3 separate regions of the Homo sapiens genome follow, and regions 1 and 3 are each linked to region 2. Evidence: chromatin loops called from intact Hi-C (ENCODE). Cell type or tissue: Panc1. All regions are shown on one strand. Each heading gives the region's core, and the rest is flanking DNA. Links, peaks and the distances in the headings are about the cores only. Region 1 overlaps SHANK2 (SH3 and multiple ankyrin repeat domains 2). Region 2 overlaps SHANK2 (SH3 and multiple ankyrin repeat domains 2). Region 3 overlaps SHANK2 (SH3 and multiple ankyrin repeat domains 2).

What was found. Hi-C counts contacts between places; a loop is a spot of excess contacts. Peaks named below come from ENCODE experiments on the same cell type or tissue, not always from the same donor. Only the 100,000 strongest peaks of a DNase experiment are listed, where the experiment ranks them.
Region 1: it touches region 2 in a loop (14-fold over the local background); 93 of 110 quality-filtered maps call a loop at or near these places.
Region 3: it touches region 2 in a loop (25-fold over the local background); 15 of 110 quality-filtered maps call a loop at or near these places.

What each region holds. Positions count from the first base shown.
Region 1 is chr11:70,752,850-70,758,254 of GRCh38, forward strand. All of the region lies in intron 14 of SHANK2 (SH3 and multiple ankyrin repeat domains 2), which reads right to left. Among named protein-coding and RNA genes, the nearest start is that of SHANK2-AS3, 110 kb to the right of the region's middle. RefSeq lists an enhancer at 3,097-3,146. In Panc1, for the core only: CTCF peaks have their summits at 2,850 (motif pointing left) and 3,119; a DNase peak (open chromatin) is centred at 2,802.
Region 2 is chr11:70,465,190-70,470,594 of GRCh38, forward strand. It overlaps SHANK2 (SH3 and multiple ankyrin repeat domains 2), which reads right to left. Exons shown (of 26, transcript NM_012309.5): 26 at 2,665-5,405. Among named protein-coding and RNA genes, the nearest start is that of CTTN, 69 kb to the left of the region's middle. RefSeq lists an enhancer at 5,051-5,260. In Panc1, for the core only: CTCF peaks have their summits at 2,475 (motif pointing right) and 2,763; a DNase peak (open chromatin) is centred at 2,492; H3K27ac peaks cover 289 bases.
Region 3 is chr11:71,077,087-71,082,491 of GRCh38, forward strand. All of the region lies in intron 8 of SHANK2 (SH3 and multiple ankyrin repeat domains 2), which reads right to left. Among named protein-coding and RNA genes, the nearest start is that of SHANK2, 170 kb to the right of the region's middle. In Panc1, for the core only: a CTCF peak has its summit at 3,348 (motif pointing left); a DNase peak (open chromatin) is centred at 3,365.

The DNA.
Region 1 (5,405 bases), core at 252-5,251, 290 kb after region 2:
ACACTTGTAATCTCAGTACCTTGCGGGGCCGAGGCAGGCAGATCACGTGAGGTCAGGAGTTTGAGACCAGCCTGGCTAATATGGTGAAACCCTGTCTATACTAAAAATATAAAATTAGCTGGGTGTGGTGGCAGGTACCTGTAATCCCAGCTACTTGAGAGGCTGAGGCAGGAGAATCGCTTGAACCCAGGAGATGGAGGTTGCAGTGAGCCAAGATCATGCCACTGCACTCCAACCTGGGTAACAGAGTGAGATTCTGTCTCAAAACAAAACAAAACAAACAAACAACAAAACAAACATGAGGCAGAAACCAACAGAACTGTTAAAAAAAAAAAAACAAAAAACAAACAAAAAAAAACAAAATGGACAGCCACACGATGATACTGGAAAATTTCCACATTCCTACGTTCTCAGCAATCAACAACAGAGGACAAGTCAGCAAGGCTATAAACACTTAAAAATACCATCAAAAGGACCGAACTGACATTTAAAGAACACCGCACTCAACAATAACGAGCATAATATACATTCTTTTCAATGTCCACAGAATATTCGCCAAGATAGACCACAGCCTGAGTCAAAAAAATAGAAAAAGAACAAAATCAACTCAAAGCATGGAGAAGGAAGCAAATAACAAAATAAGGACAGCAATCAATAAGCTAAAAGCACAGGGAGAAAGGAGAAAACTTAATGAAGTTCAAAGGTAGTTCTTTCAAAAGATCAATAAAATTGATAAAAATTTTAGTAAGACTGACAAAGAAATAAAGACAGAAGACACAAATTACTAAAAGAGATGATATCACTACAGGGCTGACTTTAAACAGATAATGAGGGAATACTGTGACCAAGTCTAAGATAAATTTGACAATTTAGGTAAAATAAACTAATTCTCTAAAAGTTGCAAACTTCCAGAACTCACCTAGGAAGGAGATAAATTGTCTTACATCTATTAAAGATATTAAGTGTGTGTGTGTGTGTTTGAGACAGAGTCTCACTCAGTCACCCAGGCTGGAGTGCAGTGGTGCAATCTCAGCTCACTCCAAACTCTGCCTCCTGGGTTCAAGTGAGTCTCCTGCCTCAGCCTCCTCAGCAGCTAAGATTACAGGCGTGCACCACCATGCCTGACTAATTTTTGTATTATTAGTAGAGATGGGGTTTCACCACGTTGGCTAGGCTTGTCTTGAACTCCTGACCTCAAGTGATCCACCCACCTCGGCCTCCCGAAGTGCTGGGATTACAGGCGTGAGCCACTACGCCTGACAATTGTGTAGTTTAAAAAGCATCTGAAAAAGACTTCTTGACTCCAGTGATTTCGCTGGTGAATTTTGCCAATCATTTCAAGAAGCAGCAACACCAACTCTACACAATTCCTCCCAGAAAAGAGAAGTGGAGGGAACGCTTCCCAAATTAATTTATAAGGGCAGCATTATTCTGATACACAAACCAGACAAAGACAGCATAAGACATCAATACACCAACATCCCTCAGGAACATAGACACAGATCCTTAAAATATTAGGAAGTCAAATCCAGACATATATTAGTAGAAAGGGAATCATGAGCAAGTGTGCTTTATCCTGGGAGTGCAAGGCTGGTTCAATATTTGAAAAATTTATTGATGTAAGCCACCATATAAACAAACTAATGAAGAAAAACAGATAATCATAGCAACTGGTGCAGAAAAAGCCTTTGAGGAAATTCTACATAGGTGACAGCCTCCCCCCGGTGAGCTCGAGCAGAGCCCAGCCTGGAACTTGTGGCCCATGCCTTCCACATTTGGGTTCTGAGTAGCCTGGCAAAGGCAGCGGTAGGAGGAGGTGGAAATAAAGAGCTTTCTGGCCCCCATGGTCTCTGACATTACTTGAATACCATGGACCCATAAGAGTTAGTGGCGGGGCCTCAGTGGCAGGAGAGGGAGGACAAGGATGAAAAGTCCAGGTGTCTGGGCAATGCTGAACACCTTCCAGACAGCACGTTTCCAAGAAATGCTGACAAAACCGAAGAGCTGGGAAGTGCTGCTTCAAATATCTAGATTTAACACGGCCCCAGATGCAGAGAGACATCGATTACAGGGAGGCACCTGGGTCCCTAAGAAGATACTAATACAGCAATAATAACGGCTATGATTACAAAATAATAAGTAACGATACTAGTAAAAGCAAGATCCCAGAAGTACTTCGAAATGTCCCGCACAATTCCTATGTATGAAAACCCTGTTCATAATCTTTTTTTTTTTTTTCTGAGATGAAGTCTTGCTCTGTTGCCCAGGCTGGAGTGCAGTGGCGTGACCTCGGCTCACTGCAACCTCTGCTTCCCAGGTTCAAGTGATTCTCCTGACTTGGCCTCCCAAGTAACTGGGATTACAGGTGGCCACCACCACACTCAGCTAATTTTTGCATTTGTAGTAGAGACAGGGTTTCACCATGTTGGCCAGGCTGGTCTCGAACTCCTGACCTCAGGTGATCCACCTGCCTCGGCCTCCCAAAGCGCTGGGATTACAGGTGTGAGCCACTGCGCCCAGCGCGCAGGCAGCCTTCTTCCTGTGGGTGTCCACCCTCCAGGGGCTTCCTGCAGAAACTGTGTGCAGGGGTGCACTCCGGCCCCTCATCCCATCCCTGCCCTGTGAGCGTCCAACCTCTTGGCCTCTCTGGTGCCCTGTGGGCACCCGGGCAGAGCCAGTGGCTTTCCAGGCACGTCCCCAGCCCCGGCCCCGGCCTGCAGTGGTGGCAGTGGGACCACAGTGGAGATTCTGGGGACAAGGCCCAGCAGGTTCTCCTGGCAACCGGCCTTTCTCGTGCGGAAGGGACTCACTCCTGGAGGCCGCCCTCGGCTCCGCACCCCGCGGCTGCCATCTAGTGGCCACAAGCAGGGACGCCAGGCAGTGAGTCCGCTCCTACCAGGCGAGCGACAGGCCACAAGAGGGAAGACACCGCGCCAGCAGATTCCTGGAACGCCGCGGCTTCCGGAGGGGCCTCCCAGTGCTGGGGCCATCGTAGGGCCACTTTTGCATCACCCTCCGATTGTTGGAAATACAAGTTTATTTCCATCTTACAGGATGGCTTTCCGTTGCCCAGCTCTTGAATACCCAGCCCTCCCAGCTGTGCCTGTGCAGAAAGCCAAGCCTATGACTTAGCCGCTTCACCGAGCCCCGGACCCCACTGACGTCCTGGGGCCAAAGGCCTCTGTGATCTTGCGGAGATGGCTCTGCTGCTCTGAGCTCGTTTCCTCACTGGCCGCAGCGGGTTCAGGGTGACAGCTGCAGCCCCCGTGCGAGCAGGTGCAGGAGACATCCCCAGCTCCCCCAGAGGCAGGTTCCCAGAGCGAGGCAGAGAACCTTCCAGACTCCAGGCTGGAGGTCTCTCTTCCACCCTCCAGCCAGGGAAAGCTCCCTTCCTGAATGTCCAGGCTCTGATGGGAAAGATCCTTTACCTGAAAACGCTCAAATGCTGGCCTGGGTTCTCTGAGCCTTAGAGGCACATTTTCTGAAACAGGGATAATAAGGGTTCCAGGAGCACTCACTGATCCTGGGGGCTGGCCACGGTGCTGGGCCTAGGGATAGACAGGAGGTGAACCGGAGAAGAGCCCAGGTTAGCAGGTGAAGCCCCCACGCTGCCTGGCACAGAGCACACCCTCTCCCAGAACAGGCATTTGAATCCACCGCCGCCTGCACGCTCCTTCCCTCCAGCTGTGTGGGCAGGGGCTGTGGCTACCTCTCTAACTAGTCTCACAACCCCTGCTGCCCTCTCTGGGGTCCAGGCAGGTTCCATGGCATCATACTGGACCCTGCTTTCTGCCACTAGCAGGGGAAGACGGGGAGGCTTGGAGCTGCTGAGGGCAGGGCCTCGGCTGCACACTCTGGGGCACCAGGCAGCCCCACACCCCTATCATCTCAGTGGCCACGCAGCGTTGAACATATTCTGACATACGGAATTTTGCTTTGTAAGCTGCTTTGTCTTTCTGGGAACGTGTCCTCTAAGCTCACCTTTACACAGATCTGCAGCTTGTCTTATGTAGATCAGCACAGAATGTTACAAAAGAGAACGGATACATAGAGCAGACCCTGGGCTCAGACCCAGGCTCCAAACCTCCTGGGCCAACCACTCCACTTCCCCAGGTCCTTGCGCCCCCGTCTGCAAAATGGAGCACTAGCAGTTTCCATGATATTGGACGTTTGGCAAGGATTATGGAGGGGAGCCGTGTGAAGGTCAAAGGCTGGCAGGTAACAAATGCTTAATAAATGTGACTATTCTTATTTTTATTCCTCCATGCATCCCTTTAGTAGACAAGTATCTACTGAGCCCCTGCCCTGAGCAGGAGAGACAGGAAGCAGGAAGGTTAATAGCAGTGTTAGGAGCTGGACTCCTGGGTTTGAATCCCACCCAGCTTTGCCATTTATGAGCTGGCTGACCTTGAGCAAGGGGCTTACACTCTCTAGCCTCGGTTTCCTTATCTGTAAAAAGGGATAACAACCATATCAACCCATGCAGATAAGAGTGAGCATAGCAGGCCTGTGGCTGCTGCCCTGAGAAAGTCCTGCCCGCAGGGCTGGCCCCTAGCTGGCATCTGGGAGCTGAAATGTCCCCTACATGGAGAGGCCGGGACACCCAGCCCTGCGGCAGCAGCTCCCATGGCGTGTTGAGCCAACACTGTGGTGTATGCAAGCAAAACCCCAGCTTTCCTTCCAGAAGTCGGGAATTGTGGCACGTGCCAGGCTGAGGGTGCCTACGTGACAGGATTCCCAAGGGAGAAATATTTCACACATGTGGCTGCATTTTTTCCTAGTGGGTGGGGAATGTGCTGTGTCCCCTCAAGGAGAGAGGGAGGGGGCTTCAGTCTGCTCATGGATGCCTGCAGACTCCGCCTAAGCTGTGGCACTGTTATAAACCTTAGACAACAGGATGACTCTATATCGAGTCCTGCGAGTCCTTCCAGAGGACCCCAGAATGTGTGGGTGGGGTCCCCCGACACACCATCCCATAGGCCTGCATGAATGTCCCAGGGTTGCTACAACAAATGACCCCAGACCAGGAGGCCTGGACAACAGATGTTCATTCTCTCAGTTCTGGAGGCTGGAAGTCTGAGATCACGGTGTCTGTAGGATGGGCTCCTTCTGGAGGTGAGAGACAGAACTAGATGGATTTCCTAGGCAGACTAAGAATCCCTAAGCCCAGCTGGGAAGGTGACCGCATCCACCTTTAAACACGGGGCTTGCAACTTAGCTGACACCCAACCAATCAGATAGTAAAGAGAGCTCACTAAAATGCTAATTAGGCAAAAACAGGAGGTAAAGAAATAGCCAATCATCTATTGCCTGAAAGCACGGGGGAGGGACAATGATCGGGATGTAAACCCAGGCATTCCAGCCGGCAATGGCTACCCGCTTTGGGTCCCCTCCCGTTGTATGGG
Region 2 (5,405 bases), core at 70-5,069:
CAGAGCTGAGGTCAGTGTGGCCGTCTCTGTGTCGCTGCTATGAATGCACAGGTGGCTTGTGTTTCCTGCTATTTCTAGACCTCTCTTTTTGTGGTCTCCTTCCTTCCCACCACACTCTCCACTTAGCCCTCCTGGGGCCTACCGGAGAAAGCTGGTCCCATGCCTATTGGCGAGGGAGGCTGGTCTTTCCCAGCAAGCATGCTGGGTGTTAAAGGTCTCAGGCTGTGTGGTTTTCCCTGGAGCCTCGATGTCTCTATCGGGCACCTTGTATAAACTCCCACTTGTGAAGATGGAGCGTTTCTTAGCTCTCCCAGGTGGCTCCAAGGCCAGGAGGGCAGCTGGCCATGCCCTTGGCGTTAAGTGGAGCTTCACAGCTGCATGGGGCTGGCAAGCCATTTCCAGGCTCACTCGGGAGCCATGAGACCCCCATCTCATTCTTCATTAGCTCCGCCTTTCTCTTCTGCCAATGGGGGTGACAGTGGAAGGAGAGGAAAGGGCTGCCCCAGTTCTGACTGGCAGAGGGAGGCCGTGGGCTGTGGGAGAAAACACATCATCATCGTGGGGGGCTAGGAGCTCTGTCATATGGTGGTTGTAAGCAACAGAAATGGGCTCTGGCTGGCTGAGGCCACAGAGGTGTGTGTTGGGAGGGCTCTGGGCAGTTCACAGCCACAAGAGGAAGGCTTCATGGAGGACCTGGGAAGGACTGGCCTCGGGCAACTCTGCCCCCATGGTGAGGGCCCACAGTCTGGGGATAACTTGTGTAGGTGCCTGGAGGCCATGGGCAATGGCAACTGGTTCTCCAAGCCTCGGTGTCCTCGTGAGAAAAGGAGATAGTCACCTCAGTGATGCTTAACCTCATAGGATTCTTGTGGGAATTAAAGCAGATCCATGTGTCACATGCCCTCTAAGCCAAGGGGACTTTACAAATGTTGGGTCCTTTCTCTGAGAAACAGGGGTTTCTAGGTCTTGGTTCTCCTGATCCCAGTGGAGTGAATTAAGGTAACCAGATTGCCACTGAATTCGGTCTTCGTTTTCCACAACCCTGAGGTGATTCAGCTGGTAGGGACTCCCCCCTTGCCCCGCCTCCTGAATTCTTAGCCCTGCACATATGACGTCAGATGGGGCAGGGAGAGGAAGCACCCTGTGGGTGGAGCAGATTCGGAGCCAGCGATGGTTCCCAAGGCCCCGGGCTGGGTTCTGTCACCTGTAGATAGACTTGGGAAGCTGCACAGCAACCTCTGCTTCTCCACTTGCTGTGGACCTTGGCAAGACTTAGTTTCCTCATCTGGGAAATAGGGCTTTAGTTGTTACCTCACAGGGCTTTTAGCCACGTGGTGGGTGCAGTGATCTGAACGGTGCCCGTCCCAGATAGCACTAGGTAGACTGAGTGCTGTTTCCAACCTGTACCGCCTCTTGGGTATACACACAGAATGCTTGTGCTTGTGGCCACCTCTGCAGGGCTGCAGGGGCTATGTGTTTTTCCCACTCCCCGGGTTCTGGGGTTTGGAGAACACGCTTAATTCTGTTTTTGCAGTCATCTTGGGCAGAGATGACTACAGTTGGGCAATGGCAGGATGGCTTGCCTTCCAGGAGCACCGCGTCAGAGGGGCCGGCCCCCAGATGCAGGTGGCTGGTGAGGGGTCTCCACACTCTGTCCTGTGAACTGGGCCATTTCCGTGGTCCCTACCTCATGGGGGCCTAGGGCCTGGCTGCCAGGTCTTACCCAGTGGCTGTGAGCAGTGCCAGGGCCCCTCCTCTGGCTCTCAGACACATGCTTCATACTTGGAGCGGAGGTAGCAGCACATGTGGAGCAGGGTGACCAAGAAGCTTTGGCCACATCTCCCTGAGCACCCTGCAGGTTCTTGGATTATTGGCTGCATTGTTGCCTGAAACTACACAGTCTGAATTCCAGTGGACTCTTCTGGCTGGTAAATAGCCACACCGATAATAGTCTGTGAGCTGAGCAGGCACAGTGGGGAGTTCTGGATCTGAGTAGCTCCTCACTCCCTGGAGAGATGTGTGTGGCAGGACAGCCTGTGGCAGTGCTCTGCCTCCAGAACTTCTGCGGCCTGTTTGCGGGGGGGCCCCCGAGAAGATGGGGCTGCTGCCGCTCCCATCTGTCCGGAATCCCACAAACGCTCACTATTGCTGTGGCTATTCTGGTCCCACAGGCAGATGGCAGCCCTAATATGCTCACTACACCGCAGGCTCATCCTCTAGAAAGGCAGAGGCTGCTCAGGGAAGCTTCGCACTTAAAGCAAATGGAGCATGACAGCATTGAGACAAGAATTACACTGATGTACTTCTCACATCGTTTTTTTGTCGAAAGAAAAACACACATGTTGCCACTTTCACTTGTGAAAAATGGAAACAGTTTTCCTGCAATGAGTGGCCTCAATCACTAAAAATGAATTTGTGTATATTTATAACAAAACGTCGAAATGATTGATATTGATGGCTTCGTTAAGCATTACCAATGAGTACCACCGGGGGGCGGCACAGCACAAGGGGAGTAGGTCAGAGAGCCCAGGGCTCCTGTGGTTAAACTTTTCTCCTTTCCATGAAAATCCTCAAACACATTTTGTATTTTAATTAAATGAAAATACTGAAAATGATACAGTAGAGAGCACTTTTAATGGAAAATTAATTGATAACACAATCTTATTTCAATTTACTTTTTATTTTTAACTTAAACGACTGTGTATTTTCCACAGTCTTATGATGAGAAAGGCTCCAGAATCACGTGTAGGTGTCCTCAACATTTCATAGCTCGAACCGTCCTTTCTTTACGTTGTGCATTGATATGGGCTTCTCAGTTCAGAAAACAAGGCACTATAACTATTTTATCAGCTACATTAATACATTGAAGATATATTTATCCTTTCATGAAAGATACAGCATTTGAATACAATATGGTTTTATGCAGATCAGGTTCAAAACACCCAAGGCACACACTTTATTTTTTTTCCTTTTTTTTTTTCTTTTCTGTGTTTATTTGAAGGCTCGTATTAAAATTTCAAAATTGGCATGAACAAAGAGTTCCAGAGTGGAATCAATGGACAGGGATTGTTGTAATTTTGAACATAAAACGGTAAAGACTGTGGAATGTAGAACAAGTTACAGGAACGATAAACAAAATCACCAATACAGCATGGATTAGAAATCAAAGTGATGAGATCTGCGGAAGTCTGAGAAACAAGTTTGGAAATTCTCTGATTCCCCACAAAGCACGGGCAGTCCTGTCTGCATGCAGCTGCTGTGGTCACCCAGCCACTGTGGAATGTTCACCTACTTGCATGGGTTCATGGTTGTCTACAAATACAGAAACACATTCCAGTTCGCCAGTTATTAAAATGCCTCCAATTTCAAGTAAAAGAAAAAATCTTCCAATAATTTTCCTAGTAAGGTAAACGAATATATTCATCTAGGAAAAGTGGTCTGGAAGAAACCATTGGAAGCAAAGTCTAGGGGGGTGCCAAGGTTTGGGAGAAACTATTGGATGGTGAAGCGGGAGAGCTTGAGGGTGAACTACAAAAGATATGAGGACTGGAATTTTTCCTGAACGTGGAAGCATAGAGGCTGCTGCTCAACTGGGGAATGTGCCAAAGTAGAAGAAACTTTAGGAACTAAAGACAACAAGTTTTCACTGGTGAGGCCAAAGAAGAAGTTCAACGTTTAGGTTTAAAATATGCTTCCCTAAAGCGGAGGGATGGCCCATGTCTTCCTGGCTTAGTTCTTTGCCAATAGACACAAATTCTCTCTTGCTCCAAGCCTTAGCATGTGGTTTGCTTGTCAACCAGAGAGGCGGCCCAGTTCTGCCACTCCCTTGGCCTTATGGCTAGAAGACACCCTGCTGGGGTGTGGGGAGACTGGACCCTAAGGGAAGGGTCCGGATCTGGCTGGCCCTCCGCGGCACCGCTGCTTCCACCCAGAACAAAAGGAAAAGCCGAGCCTCAGCTCCACGCCTATAGCAGCGGTCACAGAAGCAGATTTTGACGTTTTGCATAATTCTGAAATAACATGCACGTATCCATTGATAAATTGAGAATAAGGAAATGGAACCAAGGCAGATTAGCTCAGTGACAGGAGCCTGTTTACTCGATGAGAGAGATTTTTCTGGTCAGTTTTAGAGAGGCAGAGCTGGCCACAATGCCTGAGATAATCTACATTAGATTGCAAGTCGGGCAGCTTTTTGTTTAATTCAGACAGTGTTCACTGTTTGTTTGCAATCAGAACCACAACCTTAGTGCAATAGTATATTTATTTTTTTACAGTAATTTTGGTTGCCATACAAGAGATTTAAGGATTGGGAGAAAGTGCAAATTACAGGAGCTTTTTTTTTTTTTTATAAAGTCTAAAAAGAATAAAAGCACAAAAGTAACAGCAACATAGATAATGCGAACACGTGTTGTTACACAAACTATAGTGTGAAACATATTAGTATTTAAAAAACAAAAAAAAATTGTTAATGGGAAAATCAATATTGTGGCCCACACACAAAAAGTCATTGCCAGATCAACTGGATAATGCTTGCTTGTTCAATAACTGAGAAAAAAATTTACCATTTTATTAACTAAAGTATCACAAATAATTCACTTTGTGATATGTAAAGTTCAGCAAATCAACAGTCACATTGAGTAATTTTTATATTATGTGAATTAACTTAAAATGTGCGCAGACACCCTGGAAAAGGTATCTTGGCAGGTATACATAATTTACATTTTGAGAGATTTGGGTTTTGTATACACAATATTACAGAAACTAGGCATGTAAATGCAGTTTATTTAAATTACAGTATGTAACAAAAGTTGATCTTAAAACCTGGAATAATATCAACATGATCTTTAGATGAGCAGTTTAACATTTGTTCCACCATTAAAGAGGGGCATGGAATAGGGCCTCGTCCTAACATGTCCCAAAGGGGGAGAACAGTGGGTGGTGATTTGAATGAGGAACTATTGCTTTCAGTACCAAAATAAGCAGATAGAGATAGAGACCGATTCATCTTGGCAACATGTGTTTATTTGTTGGTCAGTGCAGGTTCTGATAGGTCTATTACTTCTCTATAATAAGACAGTGTAAAAATAAACTATGTTATCAGCTCTTTAGTCTTGCAGCCAGCTTGCTTGTGGTTAGTGGCATGTGGCTTGGAGTATCTTTAAGAAAGGGAATAACATCTGGCCCTCACCAACTGGCTGCCAAAGTTCAACAAACCGAAGTCACGAGTTTCGACTGGTTATCGTCTGCCAGCGGTTTCCTTGACTCTCCTTTGAGCTAGTGTTTTGCCTGGCACTGAGCACAGAGGTAATACCAACTGTAGGCCCAGGGAAAGTGCCATGCCAAAGGAATGGACTCACGGAATTTTGCGGTATCATCAAATGGAAGACAAATTAATGGCCAAACCA
Region 3 (5,405 bases), core at 294-5,293, 610 kb after region 2:
ACCCTGGAATTTCCGGGACATAACAATGAGGCATAACTCCCTCCCCTCACCCAGTCGTTTGCATTGGGATTTGTGTTCCTTGAACTGAAGGATCCCTGGCTATTTGGCACTCCCCAAAGGACTTCTGGGAGGCAACACTTTGTTAAAGCTTAATTTAATTGCTCTGTGGTCAATAAAGACAACTAATGTTAGCATAAAAACACTGAACAATTAATCCACACTCATTATTCCCCTTCCCCCGGTTAATCTGAATTTATGAGCTTGTAAGTTCCATCAGTCAGATGGCACCAGAGCACTCTTCCCTTGCAAGGGCAAAATAGGCTCAATGGGAAGAGATGAAACGGAACCGCTGACTCCGGGTGGATGTCTCGTAGGCGTGTTCCCAAGAGCATGCTTCCATTTTCCACTTTTCCCACATCCATTGTTTTATAACACACAAACCCGGGAAATACAGAAAAGGGCTGAACAAAAACCAAAAGTCACCCAGAATCCCACAGTCTTAGCACTAGCAGTAATTTTTTTTTTTTAAGTGTCATTTCGGCTAGTCTCTTCTTTCTGTTTTAACCCCTGGTGGTTGAGGCACGGAGCTCACACCTGCTGAGGAAGATGCAGCTGCCATGCAGGGGGGTGAGGGGGATCCAAGCCAGGTGGTGGGCAGAAGGGTCCACAGACGGCTGCACGCAGGGCTCTGCACACACAAGGACACTCAGGAAAGGGAATGGGAGCTGGGCTCTCACTGTCAAGGAAGTTACAAATACAGTACAGGAGAAAACTAGAATATGCCTTGTGGTGTTGGCTTGGAATGGGAGTATCAGTAGAAACTCACGGTTCCTAATATAGAGACTAATAAAAATGAAAATGTGGATGCCTGTGTGTCTACCCATCCCTAACTCTGCCTACTGAGAGGGTGCAGGACCAGCAACAGCCCAGCAGCCATCAGCACCCCAAGCACCTGCACCTTGGCTTCTAAATACCACTCCACACTAAAAAGAATCAGGCTCCTTGGAGAAGCAGCTGATTCCTGAGGCAAGGAAAGAGCAAGGTGAGCTTGAAATATCTTGTTGTGCCAGAAATAAAGGAAATGGTAAAAAAAAAAAAAAAATCAATGGGGCTGTGTCCCAAGGACACAGGAGCCATCCTGAAGGGACACCCACTGGCTAAAACTGGGATAATAATAACAGATTATTACCTCCTGAATAAAGAGAACTCTGCAAGTCTGCCTTGTTGTAAATATATGAATAAATAAACAAGAAGAGAAAGCTTTTCTTTACAACAGCAAGCCAACTAATAATGTAGAAGCAATGGTAGGATTAAAAAAAAATCTCCATTTAGCAACCATAATAGCATTAATTCTGGCAAGAAAGGCCAATGGATGCCAAAACTGTCAGGTGAAAGGGGTATGAGAAAACAGATTTTTGCATAGCCTCAAAGATCACCAAACAAGATCTATTAATTACAAAGGAGCAAAGTAAGGCAGGAGGTGGGACTCAGGAAGCGGGACTCAGACACCGGACCAAACTGAGGACTAGCTAAAACAGGGCGGGGCAGAAGCAGCTTTCCATAAGACACGCCCATCAGTGTGCCACATCAGTTTACTGTTGCCATGGCAACACCCAGAAGTTACCACCCCTTTCCCTGGCAATGGCCTGACGACTCAGAAGTTACCACCCTTTTCCTAGCAATTCCTGCAGAACCTGCCCCATAATTTGCATGTAATTAAAAGTGGGTATAAATGTGAGTGCAGCCCGGCCTCTGAGCTGCTGCTTTGGGTACACTGCCTCTGGGGCAGCCCTGCTCTGCAAGGAGCAGTCTCTGCTGCTGTTCACAGCTGCTTCAATAAAGGTTTTGCCAACATCACCATCCTGCCCTTGAATTCTTTCCTGGGTGGAGCCAAGAGCCCTCCTGGGCTAAGCCCCCATTTTTGGGCTCACCTGCCCTGCATCAAAAGAGGAGAAACCCAACAGACCCCACCTGACTAGGTGGTCGGTGTGACCTCCACAATGAGTACCAGGCGAATGGTCCCCATGTATCCCCGTGAAGGTGTGATGCTGACAGCACAGCATCCTTTCTAAGGCATTCCTGCCAAATGCATATGCTGGATCCCATCACGAGCAAACACTGAGCAAACCCAACAAAATGACCGCCCCAAAATCTTCAAAACAGTCACAGCCATAGGAATTAAGGGAAGCCCGAGGGAGTCTCCCAGATGGAAAGGCTCCAGGCAGGTCCCAGGCTGGATCCTCTTCTATCAGGGATGTTACTGGGACACCGTCACCACTCAAATGTGCTCTCCGCGTGGAGGGCATATGGGAGTTCCTTGTACTATTCTTGCAACTATTCTATAAGCTGGAAATGGAAACAGTAATTTACAATTTTAAAAAGAAAGTTAATAGGCCAGGTGTGGTGGCTCATGCCTGTAATCCCAGCACTTTGGGAGGCCGAGGCGGGCGGATCACGAGGTCAGGAGATCGAGACCATCCTGGCTAACACAGTGAAACCCCGTCTCTACTAAAAATACAAAAAATTAGCCGGGTGTGGTGGCGGGTGCCTGTAGTCCCAGCTACTTGGGAGGCTGAGGCGGGAGAATGGCGTGAACCCGGGAGGCGGAGCTTGCAGTGAGCCAAGATCACGCCACTGCACTCCAGCCTGGGAGACAGAGTGAGACTCCGAGAAAAGAGAGAAAGAAAGAGAGAGTAAGAAAGAGAGAGAAGAGAGAGAGAGAAAGAAAAAGAGAAAGGGAAAGGGAAAGGGAGGGGAAGGAAGGGGAGGGGAAGGGAGGGGAGGGGAAGGGAGGGGAGGGGAGGGGAAGGAAGGGGAGGGGAGGGGAAGGAAGGGGAGGGAAGGAGAGGAGAGGGAAGTGGGGAAGGAGGGAAAGAAGGAAAGAAAGAACGAACTCGCTTGACACAAAGATACTGAAAGCTACCAAAGTGTTAAAAGAAGGAATTCATCCTCCCACAAGAGAAGCAACACTAACCTCCTTTTCTTATTTTGAAAAGGGTGTCTGGTCTCTGGCTGTTGAGACAGCTGAGAGGGTGATAGGAGGGTGGAGAGTAATGGGATGAAAGGCAAAACACTGCCCTTGACACCTGCACCCCGTACCCACTCTCCTGAGGTGCTTTTTGGAAAATGCATGTGTGGGAGGCTCCACCCATGTCTGCTGCCTCTGAATCTCCTGCTGAGGCCTGGGCAGGGGCACCTGGAGATGGCTCCCCTCGAGACTGTTTGCCCCAGCGATGCCTAGCGTCCCACCCGCCCTGTGCAACCACAAGACTTGGTGTGAATTAGAAAAAAGGGTGCTCCTTCCTTCAAGCCATTTAACGCCACCTGCTGGACACTGGTGATACATCTACAGGACCTAAAACTATGGCAAGAGGAACGGCGCCACCTGGGGTTGTGCAATGCCCAGCACAGCAACCAGAGCAGCGGGGAGGTCACTGCACTGCAGGGGAGCAGCACAGGTCGGCTGAGACGAACCCCCTATCACTTCTGCTTGGCTCTGTGCCCCAAACAAAATTGTTCCCAACCACACTTAGGCATTTCTCCCAAAACATATGCCTTGTGACATGAGGTAGAGACACCACAGCCCACACAACAAAGAGTCACATCATTTCGGCTCTCACTGGGTCAGGAAGTGGGCTGCCCGTCAGTAGAGAAACAACGTCTCGTCCAAACACAAGCAAATCCCCCTCGCATGGCCTGAGCCACCAGCTGCTCCGTGGCCCCGCATACCACGGTTTTCAAAGGCTGGCTGTGGTCTTCCTGCTGGCCCAGTAGTCAAGGAGGCCAATGCACCTGAATGAATGCAGGAACACGGGCAGCGGACGGGCTGTGATGCAAACCAGAAAGTGGCTAGTTCAGTTTTGTTGGTGTTGCGGGCTGAATTGCATCCCTGCAGCATTCATGCGTTGGAGTCCCCACCCCCAGTACCTCCGCATGGGGCTGTATGTGAAGAGGGTCTTTCGAGAGGTGATTAAGTTAAAATGAGGCCATTAGGGGGCCCCTAATCCCATCTGGCCTGGCTGGTATCCTTATAAGAAGAGGAGCTGGGGACACAGACACACAGAGGGACGACCCTGTGAAGATGCAGAGAAAAGGCGGTGTCTGCAAGCCAAGGAGAGAGGACTCAGGAGGAACCAGCCCTGCGACGCCTTCGTTTGGGACTCCAGCCTCCAGAACTGTGAGATAATGAATGTCTATTGTTTGAGGAACTTTGCAGTGGCAGCCCTATGCAGCAAACACAATCACTTTGGGTCTACTAATGTGTGCTGTTCAGCCTGAAATGATCACAGACAAAAGACATCATGCTATAATTCCAAAAGGAGAGATGACTGGCATTCCCACATAAAGCTGCGGCCCTTGCCCACCTTCCCCATGGAGCCCATCACTCTCATAACATGATTTTTGGAAAGATGAGGTCTCTTAAAGATGTCACCTATGTCAGGAGGGCAGGATAGAGGACCTGCCAAAGTGCAGAGGGTGGGGTGCTGGTCTCGGGGTCTTCACCCATCCCCTCTCCTGTTCCCCGCATGTCCCTGAAGAGTCAGGGCTGACTGGGAAGGCAGGTACTCAAGGGTCCTCATTCCCTCTGGAGGCTCAGAGAGAGAGGATGCCTCTCTTCCTTCTCCAAACAGAACCTTGCCAGGCCAGAGGGGCTCAGAATATGGAACTGACCTCCCAGGTCAATTCAGAGCTGATCCCCTGAAAGCACAGCTCACTGTTGCGGCTCCAGACACGGGGGCCACAGAGGCTCGGCCGCTCGTGCCCAGGGGCAGACCCTGAGCCCCAGGTCCAGAGTGACACGGGGAAGGGCTCCCGTGCTCTGGTCCTGCCACCTGGCAGGGACCCCACACTCTCACACCCTGGAGGTGCTCATCTGGAAAGGTGCAGTACCTGCCAGCACCCACGTCCCACAGTGAGGCTCGGTCCCAGTTCCAAGGCTGCCAAGCACATGCCAGCACAAAGGGCCAGAACCCTGTTCACAATGTCCCCCCGGAGCCAATGCATGCCAGCTGCCCAGATCTGAGGGTCACCTGCCAGCACCACAGCCTGGTTCCAACACTGCTCCCACGTCCCCTGGCCAGAATGAGCCACTCCTGGCTGGCACTGTGGAGCTCCTGGGCTCTCCACCTGGCTGCTGTTCACGCTGGCCCTTCCTGTGCTACCTGGCATTGTGCTTACCGTGACCAAGCCCAGGCTTGGACACCGCGGTCACTGCGGTGCCTGAACAGTGGTCATCTCAGTGCCTAGGCAATGGTCATCTTGGGGCCTGGACACAGCAATCACCTCGATACCTAGATGGACAGTGATCGCCTCAGCACCTGGACACGGTGGGTACCACAGTACACTAGAAAAACCTCAATCTGAAGGAAGACCACAACCCATGTGGCTCCATCCCATTCTAAATG